Regions from separate parts of the Mus musculus genome. Here region 1 is linked to region 2. A link is a loop called in an ENCODE intact Hi-C map of the cell type or tissue named here. Cell type or tissue: left cerebral cortex. All regions are shown on one strand. Each heading gives the region's core, and the rest is flanking DNA. Links, peaks and the distances in the headings are about the cores only.

Evidence for each region. Hi-C counts contacts between places; a loop is a spot of excess contacts. Peaks named below come from ENCODE experiments on the same cell type or tissue, not always from the same donor. Only the 100,000 strongest peaks of a DNase experiment are listed, where the experiment ranks them.
Region 1: a loop joins it to region 2, with 9 times the contacts of the local background. A loop is called at or near these places in 2 of 42 quality-filtered maps.

Annotation. Positions count from the first base shown.
Region 1 is chr10:58,377,319-58,387,083 of GRCm38, reverse strand. It overlaps a transcript of Lims1 not described here. Among named protein-coding and RNA genes, the nearest start is that of Lims1, 12 kb to the left of the region's middle. In left cerebral cortex, for the core only: a CTCF peak has its summit at 4,284 (motif pointing right); DNase peaks (open chromatin) are centred at 3,989, 4,263, 4,914, 8,286 and 4 more places; H3K27ac peaks cover 6,056 bases.
Region 2 is chr10:58,473,179-58,482,943 of GRCm38, reverse strand. It overlaps Ranbp2 (RAN binding protein 2), which reads right to left. Exons shown (of 29, transcript NM_011240.3): 19 at 7,606-7,700; 20 at 2,125-6,787. Among named protein-coding and RNA genes, the nearest start is that of Ccdc138, 20 kb to the left of the region's middle. In left cerebral cortex, for the core only: no CTCF peak of the experiment used is centred there; DNase peaks (open chromatin) are centred at 3,216, 4,048, 4,603, 5,698 and 1 more place; H3K27ac peaks cover 4,177 bases.

The sequences.
Region 1 (9,765 bases), core at 441-8,440, 95 kb after region 2:
TCATAAGCAGAGGTACCAAAAGCAGCTTTGGGAGTGGAGGCCGGGCTGGGATTGAATCTGGGAAATTAAGACAGGATCTCGCTACAAAACCTAGGCTGGACTCAACCTCATGTCATGCCTCTGGTCACCAACCAGAAGTGGTCTAATTGGTGAGCTCTGCACTGCAGTGAAAGTCTGTGTATGGAATACTGTTCTCTGAGCATGACCTGACTAGTGCTCTCTTGCACTGTCAGCAGCCAGGATTATTTAAAAAAGATCCAGAAAAGAATCAGCCCATTAACTTTCTGCCATGGAAGTGAAAGAGGCTCATGAGGCCTTGCCCCTCTCCTACAAGATTTATAAGCAGATCAGGCATGGTGGTGTATACCTTTAATCTTAGCACACAGGCAGGCGGATCTCTGCAAGTTCAAAGCCAACTTGGTGTACATGTAGCAAATTCCAGGACAGCCAGGGCTATGAGACACTGTCTCAACACACACACACACACACACACACACACACACACACACACACACACGGGTGGGGGAGGATTGGGGAGGGACAGAAGGAGGGGTGCGTGGCAAGCTGGCCATTGAGTCCAGGAGATCAACAAGCTCTGGCTTAAATGAGAGACCCTATCTCAAAGAATAATCGAGGATGATGCCGCGTATTAACCTGTGTTTCCACATGCATGTTCAGACATGAACACTTCTATACCCATGTGCATACATACTTGCAAACACATATGAAAGAAAACAAAACCAAGGATGACAACTTCTGAGGTTGGCCATTGGCTTCCACATATCTGTGCACACATGTTTACCATCCCACCATGAACATGCAAACACATCAGCACAAATGCAAAAGAAATCAAATTTATAGTAAAAGTTTAGCTTTAACATGTCATTATTCATCCACCTATCCATTCATTCTTCTGCATTGTATTAGGTAGCATAGTATAGAGATGATTTAAAATGAAAGTTTGGTAAATTTTATGCAAGGACCAGGCCATTTTCTAAGGGGCCCAAGCAACCACAGGCTTTGCTATCCCATGGGCATGATGGTACAGCAGAGGTGGAGGTGTAGAGAAGTGCTCTGGAACCATCCCCACACCACAGTGAGTGATAACTGTGGAATGGGAGAGCTAGAAACTGCTTATTTATTCTAAATCCATCACGAAACTAAGAACTTAGCAGCAACTACCACTAGGATGAAGCCTCTTCAATTGCTACAAAAGATCTGGGTGCCATATGGGGTATTCAAATCAATTAACATGGCCTAGTTACATTACTACTTGGCAGAACTATTTCCCTGTAATTCTCTACTTGGCTTAAGTGGAAAATTTCATCTGATTTTCCCGGGACTACTGAAAACAACGCAAGTGAGAGAATGGAGACGGAAAGCTCTTCCCCGTTTCCAGTTTGTAGGACAATGTAATATGTTTTCTTTCAAGACAATAAGGAAGTAGGCAAAGCTCAAGCAGAAATGGATGAATTTTCAGATAATATGCCTTTTGCCTTATTTTTAAAATTGCTTCTTAATTGTGTAAGGCAAACAAATTCATCACATGGAGAAGAGTGAAAAAGTGGTTAACACAAGCTTTCTTAACTGAGCTGAAGCTGAATAGCGATGCATACATTTACGTCTGTATTAGTATTACCACGATGTTTACTACGGTTATTAAAAGGAAATAAGAGCACTCTGACTTTACTGTATCATTTTGTTTGCTTGTTTTGTTAGGACCGAGTTGCTCTCTGTTGGAATGTACTCTGCAGACCAGGCTGGCATCCAACTAAGATTCGACTGTATCCGCCTGGGTATTAGGACTAAAGATGTGTGCTAATGCTGCCCACAACTTTATTGTATATTAACTATAACCCAGAGAGAAAGTTTAAAAAATCATTTAAAAACATGAAAATATGAAATGTGTGGATTAAAGTACCAGTTTTCAACCCTGCACCACCAATGCCCCATGCCAGGATGCCTGGTATAAGGCTATTTACATATAACTGTTCCTAAGAATTGACCACTGAAATAAAACATGTAAAATAAAGGAGGTAGCTTTGATGTCGTAGTTATATAGTAGCACGTGGCTGACCTTATGATATTTGAGGAGATATTCATAAAGGAAGTGAGTGTGATGCTATCCGACCATAGGCTGGAAACTTGTCAGGAAGTACACTAGTAGATACTTTGTCCCATAATCAATAATTCAAATCTGCTACTATCAGGTGCGGCAAGAACTCCTCTCTGGTGTCTGCAGAATAGAGAGGCCACTCAGATCAGGCAAGATGCAGCAAGGGGCTGCCAAGGACCTGTGACAGAACCATGTGTGCCAGCTCCACAACATCAGAAATGCCCCAAACTGGCTTAAATAATGCACATCAATACTGCAGCTACCCAACCCTATCCAGTTTAACAAGTAACAATAGCTTACTTTGGGGTCTATTTCTCACGAAGCACCTCTAAGTGATTCACATAACAAAACCCTATCTGCAAAAGATGTGATTGTGTAAAAGACGCCCTAGGTCGGGAGAGTGGAAGAGAGAGACAGAAACAAATCAAGCTCATGCTCTTCCTTTATGTCCCTCTCTGACAGTAACATTCTGAAAACTGTGTACAGAGAAAGTAACAGCACCTACGTTTCCTACCTTTCCACAAAAACACAATGCCAAACAGCTGCCTTTTCTCTATGATGACACATCCTTACCATACTGGTAACCTACTGTGAAAAGGAGATGAGCTGCCAAATGTGTAGAGAAAATCATAACCATTAATGGCAGAACACTGAGAAATGTCGTGAACAACTGGTAGGCTGGGCAGGATGAGTAGCCTGCACATTTCATTTTGTAAGTTGGATTTGCACTTCCCTGTCACCCAACAATGCCTTATATCCTCTAGAGGAAATGTATAACTGTCAAAGAATCACTATTATTCTCCTCAGCTAGAACCTCCATATCCCATTCAATTAGCCTGACTTTAGAGAAACCGAACACTGTGTTCTGTATGCAAGTGCCTCAAAGCTGGATCTCTTGTCTCTGTCTAAAGGTGGATGACTGAGCACCCTCTCCATATTCCATCAAGCATTCTGCTAAGAGGCAGAGGGCCAACACTGACAGGTTGACAGGTACCACCCCTGCTGACACCCATACAGCTCAAGAGGTCTTTAGCATGATTGTGCTTTAGAGACAGCTCCCGTAACTAATCACTGCAGTGAACTCCTGAAGCCCCACACAAATTTGGAGTGTTGGATCAACTTAAACAATTTTTTATATTTCCCTCAGAGGTTAGGAGGCTTTGCTGTGATTTTAAAAATATTTTTCCTAGAAACTAGTCCTCTAGTGATTCCTTTACTGCTCATAACATCTTTTATTCCTATCATGATGAATTAACATATTATCACCTACTTCCAAACATCTTTTTAGAAAGATACAAAGCCACATTTGAGAAAGCTCCAAATATAGAATAACGGTATTTTTAGCTGTGTTGACCTAAGAGATGCCCAAGTTACCAGGGAAACCATTTGGCACAGGCAGGAGCTCTTTATATGGCCATGGTGCCAAGCAGCAGCAGCAGCAGCAGCCGCCTGTCAGGCTCTAAGATACATTCTTATTTTAGTTCTGACTCAGCAGAGCTTTCTCACTGAACACAACCGCCAGCTACACTGTGACAGGAAGTTAGTGGGAGTTTTTATTCTTCACTAAACTTAATTTGAGCCCCACTTCACTGATAAGAAAAAAAGAGAACCATGAAAATATCAGTATAGAGGACAGAAGTAAAACACTTCATTCAAATCAAAGGTCTTTCCTGTTCATATCCCTGCATCTCTCATTTTCATCTACTTTCTTGATACAGAATATATATCTACCAGCATCAGAGAAACTGAAAAACCTTTCTGCAAAGTCACAAGATACCTTCCCTTCATGAGCTTTACATTTTGTGACGCACAGAGAAAGGCAATAAGTATTTTAGCTGCCATAACTCAGATTCTTTACCATAAATGTGATAAAAGATGGCGTGGGAAGGACATAACAAGACCCTAGGAGTCTGATGTTGACCAGATGGTGCAATTACACTGACAGCCAGTTTGCAGCCTGGGCTGCAGTCTCGTTAAGATTCAAATACTCTTTGTTCTGTCCCCTGAAACCAGGTCACATGGTTATGAGGGTCTTTATTCAATTCTTTCCCTCTTTCCCAGAGGTATTCTATAATCCTGGCAACTCACATCCTGTTGGGAAGTGAAATATTGCTGAACCCTGGCTCCCTACATCTTAGCTTTTAAAAGCAGCACTCGGGTTGTCAGTAGAGGGCACTGGAAAGAAGCCTCAGGCTTTGGTTCTCTGGGCCTGCAGAGAGCAGTCACAGATAACCAGACCTTTGGAGAATTCTGCAAGATATAAGTAGGAGATGGTTATGTGTTGTAAGCTTCCCCTAGGAAACTCTTACCTAAGCCCTTGGAACACTTGCTATCTCATGGCAGCTCATCCTATTCTATTGCTACACCAACAGCATCTACTAAGATCTGGCCTGGAGAGAGACAGTTTTCTATAAAGATAGCTAACCTGACAAGAGTCCTCCTTTCTAGATGAGTAGAGGACCAGAGCTCAGTCTCCAGCACCCACATCAAGCTCCAGATCCAGGGCATCCAATCCTCTCTTCTTGCTTCTATGGGCATTGCCCTCACAGGCTATATATTCACACAGGGACATGCACATACATACAAATAGAACTAAAGAAGTTATTCTTTTTAGATACCACACTTTAAAAAGCAGGTACTTTCTTTTCTCTGTTGAACTAAAACCAACAGAGGAAGCCTGTGGTCAGGATCCTATAGTTGAAGAGTTCTCAGACTTTTAGGATCCTTACCCAACATGAGGAACTTGTCTCACTTAGAAACTTAAAACAGCCATATTTGCTGCTGAAAACTAGGAAGAGGTGGGAGGAGTGGGTAGCTCAGTAAAGTACAGTTCAGTGAAACAGTCAAAGAGAGTTCTCAGAAGGACACATAAGAGGAGGACAGCTGAGGAACTTGAGGTCTTCGCTGAGTTCTCTTTGCTTCAGCAGATGAGGAAGCACCACTGCCAAGATGTAATCAGGACACTGTGCATGGGAAAATCAGCCCCAAGCACACTATGCAAAAGGCAATGCAATGGTCTATAGATATTTCTGCTATGAAATAAGCTCTTATGAAATGACATATCACACCTCATTCTCACTTTTTAAAAAAGATTTATTTATCTATCAATCTATTTATTTATTTATTTATTTACTTAATGTATGCGAGCACACTGTAGCTGTACAGATGGTTGTGAGCCTTCATGTGGTTGTTGGGAATTGAATTTTAGGACCTATGCTCGCTCTGGTCAGCCCTGCGCACTCTTTATCATTAGACATAAATACACTGTAGCTGACTTCAGACACACCAGAAGAGGGCGTCAGAACCCATTACGGGTGGCTGTGAGCCACCATGTGCTTGCTGGGAACTCAGGAGCTTCGGAAGAGCAGTGAGTGCTCTTACCCGCTGAGCCATCTCTCCAGTCCCACACCTCATTCTCTTTTCCCCCTCCCCACTATCCTCTCCCAGTCATAAAAATTAAATCCAACAATAGGTAGACCTGAGTCGTAACAGCAGAATCAAGCCTTGTCACCAGACTTTCTTTTTGCTCTTATATATAATTTAGCAGAAGACAGGAGAGTGACTCAAGTGTCCTAAGAACTCTGTTTAGCATGCTTTCTCCTGCCCATTCTGGTTAAGTCCTTGAGGACATTGCTTCTTCCTTCTATTCACAGCACCTGGTCCTCTGCTGCCATAGCAGTGGTGACAGCTCGCATCCAGTTCCCCCAGTTCTCATCTCAACCATAAACCTATTAGAATGGTGTGCAAGAGAGAATCTAGCAAATGGCTGGGGAAAGAATACTATGGAGCTCAGGTGGATTACAATTGTTTCAGTTATTTTGTAACTGAGTTAGAACATAGACAGGCACCATGTGGGTTACATTTGTGTGCACACTTAACATTTAATTACTTAAAGACTGCAAAAAGAAGCTGAGCATGGAAGCTCACATCTGTAACTCCACTACTCAGGAGGCAGAAAGAGCCAGAGGATCATGGTAGGTCCAAGGCCAACTTCATCTACATAGTTCTAGGTAAGATATAGTGAAATAACAAGTGCAAGAATTCGTCTCAAGCCGGGCAGTGGTGGCGCATGCCTTTAATCCCAGTACTTGGGAGGCAGAAGCAGGCAGATTTCTGAGTTCGAGGCCAGCCTGGTCTACAAAGTGAGTGCCAGGATAGCCAGGGCTATACAGAGAAACTCTGTCTCGAAAAACCAAAAAAAAAAAAAAAAAAATCGGCTCAAAAACAAAACAAAAAACAAACAAAACCCCAAACAAATCTTGAAATTAAACTCAAGCCTTTATACAGAACTGCTATCAGTGATTTTAGTTCAAAACAGCAAATGCACTTAGTCTGCTGCCTAACAGGACCTTTTACTTGAACTTTGAATCAAGCATTAGTAAAAATAATCTCTTTCACAATTCAAATATAAGAAAGCAAGATTTAATAAAAACTAACTTGGCACAATGTCCAATGACTCCTATAGGAAAACAGACACAGATGTACTAATTAGGAGTTCTATTGCTATGATAAAATACCAAGACCAAAAGCAACTTGGGGAGGAGGGGCTTTACCTGCTCATAACTCTCAGGTCATACTCTACCACTGAGGGAAACGTGGGCAGGAATCTAAAGGTAGGAACGAGGAAGCAGGAGCTGAGGCAGAGGCCATGGAGGCATGCTGCTTACTGGCTTACTCCTCAGGACTTGCTCAGTTTGCTTTCTTATACACTCAGGACTGCCTGTCCTGGGTAGTGCTATCCACCATGAGCTGGGACCTTCCATATCAATCACGAATCAAGAAAATGTCCCCCTACACACACACCTGCCTATAGACAACCTGATGGAGAATTTTCTCAACTGAGACTCCCTAGAATAGTTTAGCTTGTATCAGGGTGACAATAAAACCAACCAGGACAGAAGACACATTTTCAAAGAGGTGAGGATCTTGCAACCATCCAAAAGATGAACCGCTCACTGAGAATGGTTCAAATAAACTAGTAAAATGACATGGGAGTGAAAAGCTGTCCCATCAATAATAACAGGTATCTATGCTGGCTGTACCACACATCAGTGATTTATGGCTGCAGCTGCTACTCAGTAGCAAAGGAGGCTCTGGACTTGGCCCCCAGCACTACAAAGCAAGTAGATAAGCTGGGTGTGGTGGTCTATAACTGTAATCCTAGCACTAAGGTGGGCAGCTGAGACAAGAAGAGGAATCTGAGGCAAACCTAAAGAATAAGTTCAAGACCAGTCAGGGCTACATAGTAAGATCATGTCTCCAGAAACAAACAAACAAACCCCCAAAAATTAAGAAATAAAACCATACATATAAACAAACAAACAGCAAAAAGCCAAAACGAAGAAGTACACAATTTTTTACCCCTTTTAAGGATGGCCAATACTAATCTAGTATATTAGAGCAAATGACCACAAGATTTTTTTTCAGAGATAACCTATCTATAAATCTTCTCTGAAATATAGGAAATCATTCTGTTAAAATAAAGCAATCCAGAAAGATATGTACCCTATGTTTTTCTCTCACATGTGGGACAGCCCAGATTTATTTATACACACACACACACACACACACCACTCATGCATGTGTCATCAAACTACTAAGAGGTTCATAAGAGGGAAAGAAGAGATCTTAGGTTAGAGTAACAGATTCAGAAGTGGGGACTATCTGTGGAAAGGAAGGAACCAACCAGTGTAATAAGTGGAAGAGCAGAGAGGGAGAAGACATTAGAATACAGTACAATGGACACACACACACATGCCACAATGAAACCATTTCTTCATATTTTAATTTAAACCTAAAAAAACCCTTTAAACTCTAAATTTAAAATTTCTTAAAAGGTAGACTTAGAGATAAGATATTAGGAAAAAAGGGGGAAGAAAGAAATTTAAAAAGTAATTCAAAAGGGTAAGACTCCAATTGTACACTGCTGTGGTGATTGCATATTTACTCCCATGTGACAGGCAAAGCTGCTTCCTGGAACGGAGTGGTGGTGGTGGTGGTGGGAGTCTCCTGGCATACTTGATTACTCTGAGCACGAATATATTCAGAAAAAGTTTTGTTACTGCTCCTGTTGCAATGCCCCTGCTCTCTTATTCAGAAACGGAAACGCCACCAGCTCTGTAGGCACAGATCATCTCCAGGCACGACATACAAAAGCACAGACTTATACACTTGCTCATATAAAGAGACTTTAACAGGTCTTAGTATTTTCATTTGAGTTTAGGCAGCATGAACCATTAGTCATTAGTTATATTTGGTTTTAGAGTTGTATCTACATTTACTTTATACTTTCTAAGCAAGGAGGCAGGGAAAAACCAGGAGGCTTTCCTCCAGCTCATCCCCATTACTCACTGGATGAAGAAAGGTTTGCTAGAACACACAGGGTTACACCCATCCTCCAACATTGCTGCCCAGTTGCATTTCCCCACTTGTAGAACTGAGGAGTTAGGACAGATGAAATGGCCTACAAGGCCTAAAGTACGATTATCTGAACCAAAAAATAATCTCCACACTTTGGAACTACCAGGTATCTGCTAATCAGCAACTAATAACTCTGTCTATACCCTTACTATTCATGCCAACAATGGCACAATAATTTTTAATTATTTATCTGTGTCTTTTTTTGTTATAATGTGTTAAGAGCATATCCCTCAATTCCATGAAGGTAGATGCTTTAGTAAATGCAGACCGAACCAAAGGTGCATTTTACAGAGTAAATTACAACACTTGAAACCTATAGTAGTTTTTTTTTTTTTTTAAACCTAGATTTTTTTTTCTGGCAAATGTCTATGAAGAACAAGTAGAAAATGTTTTGTTTACTATTAATCACCCACAGGAAAAATAAAAGACTTCAGCTTTCACTTTTTGTTCAATGGTAATTTTTTTTCTTTTTTCTTTAAGATTTACTTATTTTATGCATACGAGTGCTCTATCTGCAAGTACACATGCACGCCAGAAGAGGGCATCAGACCCCATTATAAATGGCTGTGAGCCACTGTGTGGTTGCTGGACTCAGGACCTCTGGAAGAGTAGCAAGTGCTTTTACCCAGAGGCATCTCTCCAGCTTCTCAAAAAAAGAGTTAAAAGTTTTAACTTTTAAGATACAATCAAGTATACTCAGAATTTCTAGGTAACCAATCTTGTTAACAAAAAATCCCATATCACATGTTCTTTCACCTGTGTACTTTACAAAACATCCTCTGTCTTGTGTCTGCTTTAGTAAAATGTTCCTTCACGAGTCTGCCTGAGTTGTTCCCCTGTGTCCACTTCAGGAAAACACTCCTTTCATGTTCGTGCCCTAACAAAAGACCATCCAACACAACTGAATTTCCAAAGAACCCTTAAGTTTCTACTTCACCCAATTTCATTAGATGTCAAAAAAACAAAAAACAAACAAACAAACAAAAAAAAACCACCAAAAAAACAAAAAGCATTTGAAATCTTGGTGGGGTTAACAACAGAATGGAAAAGCTGAAAAGCTGACAAAATAATTTTATGATCATTACAAACATTGGTGGAGATGTGGTAACATCAGAAACTATATACACCACTAATGTGAATCTGTTTGGAAAATGAGCAAGTTCTGAAAAAAATAGACTGGTAGCTAAACAATTTAGATATCCAAAGTGAAACAAGCACATATCCACACA
Region 2 (9,765 bases), core at 969-8,968:
TTAAAACAGCACACTGATAAAATAAAAACACATACTTTGGAACAAACCAAGTTCTATAATGATCATGACTTTGAATTAAAGCCTGGTTTAGTGTTCTATTAAAACTTTTAGAGGATACAAAGCTTTTAAAAATCCTTTTACTGATCACTCAAATTACTAATTTCTGTAATTTAAAAAGTGTTGCTATAATCACACTCCATACACTAAACAAAAGTATCCATGCATTTACTACTGAGAAAGTACCTCTGGTATTATCCAACATAAATATTAGTACAACCTTTATTAGTTCCTATAAAGGAAGCAAACAATTTTTTTAACTGCAAAGGATGGCAAGTGATAGCATCGTATCCAATTTTTGCATACTTCCAAGTGTGCAACTAGATAAAATCATGTTGCTACTTTACGTATAAGACAATTTCGGTGGCTAAAAACATTGCATCTACTCCCACCTGATAAAAGGACAAAGATTTAGAGAGCAAAAAAGGAACCCTATACATAAAGTCTGTTCTGATATATTAAGAATGTCTAACTTGTAGGTACTGACAAAACAGTGCCTTAAACCAGTCATGAAACATGTATGTGCCAGCCACTACAGGGGACCTATCCTCTAAAGCTTCCCTGTCCAATATGGTAGGCTTACCCATATGCAGTTTCCTAATACTTGAAAGACGGCTAAGTCAAACTAAGGTGTACTAAAGGTACTCAAAGTCTGCACACTGGATTCAAATGGCCTGGCATAAAAGAAAGAATGTAAATACTGTGTGGTTTTTTTTTTTTTAATCTTAATTGACTAAAAGTTGAAATATTTTGTATACATACATTATATTGAATAATTACTAAACTGATTTTCTTTTATGCTACCTATTTCTTTTAGTGTTTCATTTTCTATGTTGCTCTCAGAATACTTTAGACAGATCATAATATATTTCTACTGGTTAGGATAACTAAAGAGAACTGGTACCCATTTTTCTGCAAGGTCAAGATGAATACTAGACAAATTTCCCCCATTTGCTCGTAATGGGCTTCTACAAATTCTGCATTCTTATTATTCTAGTCAAGAAGCAACACTTATTTCTATAAATGACCTGCATTACATAAGAAACATATGTTATAGAATGATAGCTGTTCAAAATGAGGTCTAATTTCAAATATAATCTCTAAACCCTCAGTAGACATGTATTATATTCATATATCTGAATACTGGCAGGCAGTAGGGCTAAGGTCAACAGTGAGAAAAAAACAGGTCTTTATTACAGAGTTAAAAAGAATAAAGAAAAGTTCAATGAAGCAGTAAGACAAAGACAGACAGACATTAATTAAGCAGAGTTGAAAATGAGGCAAAGACAGCATAATAACACATAGACAGCATCCAGATACAAATTTAAATTAAAGGCTGTTACATCACCACTCAAAAAGTATGTTTTGTAATATGTCATTCTTTAACATGCACATTGCAGTGTTAATTACTCCAATTCATACAGCCACAATTACTTGGCTAAGGACTACCAGCTAGTAGTCGCCTCACACCGAGAATGCTAGCTCTATACCTTTGCTCTCAGGTTGTGAGGTAGGGATGCTGGTCCAAAAGGCCATTGGATTAGATTTAAAAAGGCTAAAATTAAATCCTAGGAACATAAAGAATATTTCATTTTTTTCTAACATCTGTGAAACAAAATTAATAACTTAAAAAATTCAGACCTCTCCTTTTATACCAATCTGGTTATCTTACATGTTAACTTTATGCACAAGATCTCTTTCTTTGCCAACTGAATAAATGGTGGCAACACTAACTTATATTACATGCAACTTCTCAGTAACACATGCTTCAAGTGATTTTTAAAAACAATACAACATTGAAGAATCAACATTTAAAAGACTCAATACTCATGATTCAAGTGTATGAGTCCTTGTATTATACTAGGTTCTTTTGCACTGCTTTATAACGAACGATACTGTCTCTTCAGTGGTCTGTTAGTTGTAATATTCACAAGCTTTTTAGGGATTAAACTTGTCCAAATACTTTTGTACGTTTATAAACTCGTGTTTATGACACAACTTTGACTAAAATATGACTTTCCTATAAAGAGTCAAATGTAAACACTAACTGTAATACTAAGTACTTACCCTTTTCTGGTGTTTTAAATGTATAACTAGTTGAAGAGTTCTCTTTTGAAAAGGCACTGAGATTTTTGACTTTGCCATCAGAAGATTGCTTGATGTCAGAGTTCTGTGGCAGCTCACATTTGTCGGGTTTTACTTTTCCTTCAGATCCACTCTGGACTCTGGAAGTCATTTCACTATTGCTATTTTTCAAAGGTGCATTAAAACTAAATCCAAACAAAGAACCAGTGGCTGAACTGTTGCCAAATGCAAATGGCTTGGATTTTTCACTACTAAAAATGCTTTTAACAGATTCTGAGCCAAATACAAACTTAGGAGGAGAAACTACTGCTTTTGGTGTTGTTTCAGAAGTGCTAGATGTTTCTCCAGCTTCTGAAGTTGTATCTATTACTTCATCTCCCTGAGTTAAATCTGTCCTTTCTCTTGTGGTTTCTTCTAAAACAGCAATAGCAATTTTGCCACATGGTGACTCTCTAGGGGTGCTCAGATGAGAAACATGAGGTGTTATCAATGAATCTTTTTCTTGGGCTGTTTTTGCTTCATCAAAAATTTTCTTAAATGAGTCTGCAACATCCTGTAGTTTAAAACGAACAGCCAAATGTTCTATTTTTCTTTCTCCATCTGCAAAATCACATGCAGTCCACACCCACACTCTTTCAGTCCCTTTCATAGTTTGCAAAGTCATATCTGGAGTTATTCTGTGATTGGCACAAAGTTTTAATACCTGGTCCCTTCTCATCACGATGCGAACTTGTTTATTATCATAATTCTGTAAGATCTTTATATCTCCAATGCCTCTTTCTTTCCACTGGCCAACATCTTTATCGTATCTGTAAAGTTTTGCTCTGTGACTAAAAACAACTTGTTCATTTTCCTCACCACTGGATACTTCAACTAGATCAGGTAAAGGAACAACAGGTTCAAAGTACTGTCCATCTCTCTCTTCTTCTTGAGTAACATCAGACTCCTCATCAGTGCCAACTGAAGCTCCACTCTGGTTCAATTTGGCTGGAGACTTAGATGGACTCAGAGCAGATTTAAAACTGAAGTTAAATCCTGTAGTGGACTCACCAAAGCGGAAGAGGTTTTTCCGCACAGGGCTGCTTGCCAATGGAGAAGCATGAACTGAGCTGCTGCTGACACTGTCATCCAAGGCGTCCTCCCGTAAGTCATAGTTATCCCATTCTAAGGCAGGCCCGGTGTTATCAGGATTTTGCTTGGCTGTGGTGTCTGATGCACTGGGAGCATCTGCACCTGAACTTGCATTCTCTTCATCGGTGACCTTTACTTGATCATTTGTCAAAAAGGTTTTGAAATCTTTCAGGCCGCTCTTCATTTCCTCAGCTCTCTGTATTAATTTAGCAGCCCTGCCAGTATCTACAAGTTTATGGGGTGTCTGAAGTGGAATGTCTAAGAGAAGACGTTGACACTCCTCAAATTTCTGCTTGAATTCTTCAGCTAGCTCTGGCGTTTTAAACTTTGCAGCCAGTTGTTCCAGTTTCGCGTCACCATCGGAGAAATCACTAGCTAGCCACATCCATGCTCTATCTGACCCCGAGAGAGGCTTCAGGTTCATTGTAGTGGTTATCCAATGATTGGCACAAACTTTTAGCACTTGTTCTCTTCGCATCAGCATTCTCAGTTTACCATTGACTTCATTTTTGAGAATTTTTAAATTCCCCAAACCCCTTTCTTTCCACTGACTTATCTCAGCATCAAATCTAAATAATTTCACCCTTTGTGAATACAAAACTTTTTCATCTTCTTCTCCTGTTACTAGTTCCACCTTTTCTGGCATCTGCACTACTGGCTCAAAATGGATGTCATCACTGTCCTCAGTCTTATATGCATCATCATCTTTCTCGAGATCAGAAGACGTATTTGCTTTCTCAGCCACTTTGCCGCTTTGTGACGAGAATAATTTTTCTCCTGCACCTGAAAATCCCTTAAAATTAGGGTCTTTCTTGCCAAATTGAAACCCTTCTCTTGATGTTGACTTTGCAAGATCTGCAAAGGTAAAGGTGCTGCTTGTCTGACCAAAGACCACACCACTACCATTCTTCTGACCACTAGTATCATGAGCTTGGAAACTAGGGTCATTTTCAAGATGTTTTTCACTCTTTTTCTCTTGATTTCCCTTTTCCTGAATGCCAAATTTAAACCCATCAGCAGATACAGGAATGCAAAAACTAAATCCATCCTTGATTGACTTAAATTCTGTATTAGAGCCACCCTGAAAGGCAAAGGAAGGTGTTTTTTCTTGATCCACATGCCCAAATTTAAATTTCTGCTCTGAAATGCCAACTTTAAAATTCTTTTCTGGAAAGTTACTTTTGAATTCTGTTCCCACTTGACTTCCTGCAGATTCATTTGACTGTGACTTTGAGCCCACTGTGAAAGCTGAAGGAGCTTCATGAGGCTTATGAGTTGGCTTGGAGGCTTCACAAGCCACACATTTTAGGGAAGAGCTCTCATTTTGTACAGAACAAACAGCACACTCCCACTCTCCTTCCTTTTTGGGGAATAAGCCTTCAAATCCACTCTTTGGAGACCTGCTTGTCTCTGAAGAGGCAGGAGCTGATACACAAGATGTAGGCTGATTCTGCTTATTTGGATACTGACAAGCAATACAGTGAGTAGCACTGGCTTCATTTCGGACAAAACACAAGCTACAGTCCCACTGTCCTTCTTTCTTGGCGAACATACCCTCAAATCCAATCCTGAAAGGCTTACTCATCTCTGAGGTACCAAACTTAAAAGAGGGAGGTGCAGTAGATAAACTTGGTGTAACAGGATTATTACAAGCAACACATTTTATAGCATGTGCTTCATTTTTCACCGAGCACAAACTACAATGCCATTCTTTGAACTGTTTTCCTGGGTTCTCACAAGCAACACATTTTTTAGCGCTTCTTTCATTTCGGACTAGGCATACACTGCATTCCCACTGACCTTCTTTTTTAGAAAAAACAGATCTGAAATCACTGTCAACAGACTTAGGAAGATCTCCCTGACCAAATTTGAAAGAAGTTTGAACAAACGAAGACGCAGACTTTGTGTTCTGACATGCAATGCACCTAGAGACGGTGGGTTCATTTCTTACTAAACAAACACTGCAGTCCCAATGGCCTTCTTTATTTGCAGTCATTGTTGCAAATCGATCTTGAGCATTTTCCAGGCCAGTTTTAGGAGCAAAGCCATTTTCAACTAATGGAGGACCTAGGAGCTCTTTGTTACTGGTTGGGTTTGTATTCTGGCATGATACACATTTCTTAGCAGTTGCAGCATTCTTAAAGGAGCAGCTGTTACAATTCCAGTAAGGCCCTTCCTTCTTTACAATCTGGAATTCAAAATTCAAGTTTCCACCATCAGCTTTGCAAATATCCTTGTTATCCTGAGTTGCAGACTCCTTTACAATTCTAAGAGTATGATTTGGTGCTGTAGATGTGTTTGTTCCTAAGGCTTTTAAAATGTTCTGGGCCTCTTCAAATTTACACTTAAATAGTGCTGCTTCCTCAGGAGTTTTGAATCTAATTGCAAGCTGTTCTGGTTTTGGCAATTCATCTGCATAATCAAGGGCATGCCATACAAAAGATCTATCTGAGCCAGCATTTGGCGTCAGTTTCATATCTGGGCTTATGTAATGATTTGCACAGATCTTTAATACTTGCTCTCGTCTCATCAGAAGGCGAATTTTACCAGATGTTTTATGCCTTAGTATTTTTACATTGCCTATCCCACGTTCCTTCCATTCTTTGGATTCACCATCAAAACGGAACAACTTTGCACGATTGCAAAAGAATTCTTCTTCATCTTCCTCGCCAGTTTTTACTTCTATCTTGTCAGGAAGAGGTACCACAGGCTCAAAGTGAGGGCCATCATCCTCCTCATCCCCATGAGCACTTCCTCCATCTGTCTCATGACTTTTATTTGCCAGCTCGGAAGCAGCTGTTGTAAATACAGACTTCCCTGGACCGTGAAAAGCAAACATGTCATCACTGCGATGAAAACCAAAATTCTTCTGCTGATTTGGGCCCATGTTTTCTGTAAGTGTATTTTTGCTTCCAAAACTGAATGTATTCCGAGACCCACTAGCTTGGCCAGATATTGGCTTTAGTCCACTATAGCCATCTCCTTGTAAAGGCTTATCTGAAGTCAGAAGACCTAGAAGACTTTCACTATTGCTATAAGCTGTTGAAGGAGGCTGGGCCACTACCTGTGGTGATGAAAATGTGAAGTCGCCATCATTTGATTTGAAATTTGAGTTAAATTTAAAGGGAGTTGGCTGTGTTGTATGTGCTGGTGTTGTCAAGGGTGGCCTTATTACTTCACCCTGCATGGGCTGAACGAAATTGGATTTTCCAAATTCTATAACCTTTGATTCTGCTGACCTTGAAGCGTGAGCTACAAGTGGAGGCTTTGTGAAATACCCTGGTTCTGGCAAAGGTGGATTTGTGCTTGTCTGTTGAACATTGTAATTAAAATAATCATCACCCCTAGGTGATAGAATTCCTGTTGCAGGAGACTCAAAACGCAAGGGAGGACCATACATCTCCTGAGAGAACATACAAGCAGATGAACTTTGCACTGGTGGTGTGTGCATCTGTTGTGAATATGCATAAATATGTTGTTGGGGTGGAAGCCTATTCATGCCATAAACTGGACCCTAAAAGGGAAAAAAAATACTTTCTTGATTATTCATAAAACTATAAAAATCTACAAACAAATCAACTCTCACAAACCTCAAATTAGAGTATCATTCAGCAGAAAACACCAATGTACACAGCACATTAACAGATACCAATGGTGCCACAAAGACACCTGAATATATATTTGATAAGACAGCACCTTAAAAATCTGTACTGACAATGACTAGAAAAAAATAATTCTTCATTCACTAAACAATTACTAAATGATGTTAACAGTGATGATTATTACTAACATTCATTAAGCATTTATTAATGTATCAACTAGGCACAGTTCTAACCATTTTAACTTACTTTAGAAGTTAAAGGTTTTTAGCCTCAAAAACTCTATTAACTATAGTATTATTCTCATTTAAAACCAGGTGGCCTAAGAGGTACACAGGTTAAAAAACATTGCCCAAGTTCACAATAAGCAGAACCGGGATCTAAATGTACCAACGCACCCAGATCTCCATCCTGGAAGTCATAGTTTTTAGTTACTGTCATAATATCCAGTTTGAGTCAAAAGGATGACAATAAATCAGCCTAGCAAAACAAAAATAGCCTTACTCCTATCAAAATAGAATAATAACACAAGGGCCAAAACCATCCAATCCTCCTATTTAAAATATTCCAAATGTTTCGACTTATTGTTAACACACAAAAAAAGATGACTATGAAATGCCTATATCAAAGGTCACATATCTTCCAATACTGAACTACTTGTTTCAATTTCTTTAAAAGAAGCCTAAACATTTAAAACGTAAACAGTTCTAATTGTGTGCTTTTCCTTTGTTACCTTGGTGGGAGTTACATTAGCAGCTGGTCTGAGAAGATACTGGGAGTTATATGCAGGTGACTGACTATAATATACTGATGGGCCAGTAGTTGCAACTAAAGTGAAAGAAACAAAAACAAGAAAACAATGTTAAAAGTCTATTCTATAGTTTAAAATACTACCTAGACAAGAATTATAAATATACAATAAGAATCAAAGGAAGTTTTAATTATTCTGATCTTTACATTTCTACATACTCAAGTATACCATAAAGCAATTAATAAATGAAGAACTAAAAAAAAAAAAACCAGTTAAATGACACAAAGAATAAAAAATAACACTACTATTGTCAACAGGAACAAGTACTTAACAAGCATGCCAGAGTAAGGCATAATGGCACATGCCATTTGATCTCCCACACTCAAAGGGACAGGTAGATTTCTGTAAGTTTCAGCTAACGAACGCTACATAGTGAGAGAGCTCTAAAAAGAAAACAAAGAAAGTAAATGGTCCAAGATCAGCAGAATGTAAAAGCACAGAACGGCTCCACGTTAGGAAAAAAGTTATCACAAAGAATTTAGTAACCAAAATGCACCTGATGGCCTAAACATTTAAAAGAGGACTTGAAACTCTAGAGAATGACAGGGTTGCAGAATATGATCTCAAATAATTACTCAGATTTATGCTTAAAATAACCTGGTACAATTATAAAAAGGGTCTCACAATAAGCATAAAGCCAACTACATGGCTCAGCAGGTAAAGATGGTTACCACATAAACATAGCAATATGCCTTTCATTTCTAGAACACATGTAAAGGTAGGTTGTCTTCTGATCTCTGCATATGCTGTGGAGATATATATATATACACACATATACATATATATATATATACACACACACACATACATACATACATTCCACAGCCACGTGTATGTATGTATGTATGTATGTATGTATGTATGTATGTATGTGTATATATATATATACACACACACACACACACACACACACACACACACACGTACAGGCCCGCACGCATGCGCACATGCACGCACATATGTACAAATGTTTTAAATTAAAATTTAAAAACAAATTAGCATCAAATTTGTTCTTTGGCTTAAAGCAGACAGATGTGCACAGATGCATGCATGCATACATACATACATACGTACATATAAATACAGATACACAAACTATATGTTCCATCTGTTCTGTGAGGTTTATAAAAGGCACTTATACTAATGGCAAAACTATAGTGGTATGCTTAATCTGTTTTACAACAGTTTTACCAGAACTAAAAACCAAAAGACCTTTCATACTGTACATGAAGTGGAAAACTGAAATTGTGAATTAATCTTGAAAAAAGCAATAAAAAGTAGACGGACAGTAAATATTTCTCCCCGTTTGAATCTGAAAAACCTAATGGAGTGTTATTTTGGAACTCCCCTGAGGAGGAGTAAACAGGTATGGAAACAGGTTGGTTGACATGAGGCAAGAATCTGAAAAATCTAGATAAGGGGCTGGAGACATGGCTTAACAGTTACCCACACTTGCTGTCCTTACAGCACAGCATACAAGCAACTCACAACTCTCTGCTATCAGCATTGTATGCCTAAGCACATATATACATGCAGTCAAATAAGTACTTATATCTACAATAAAAAAGACATATTTTGTCTACAATTAAAATTAGCAACTCTATCAGTGACTAGTAACTCAGCAGGTAAAGATGGTTACCACATAAACATAGCAAAAAATTAGAAGTCCTTATAAACTTAATGAACAGACAATTCGGGGGTAAAATTCAAGAGACTATAAAATACAAAGCATGTACTATATAAAGATATTAAAACTGGTAACATAGCCGGGCGTGGTGGCGCAATCCCAGCACTCAGGAGGCAGAGGCAGGCGGATTTCTGAGTTCAAGGCCAGCCTGGTCTACAGAGTGAGTTCCAGGACAGCCAGGGGTATACAGAGAAACCCTGTCTCCAAAAAAAAACAAAAAACAAAAAAACCAAAAAAAAAAACAAAAAAACCTAGTAACATTTTGTTCTTACAACTCAGGCCAGGTTTTTGTATAGTTTAGAGTACAAGATGGTACTATTAGATACTAGTAATAAAAGCAAAAACAGAACTTTTAAAACACATGAAGAGTTTAACAGTATAGTTCTATTCAATGG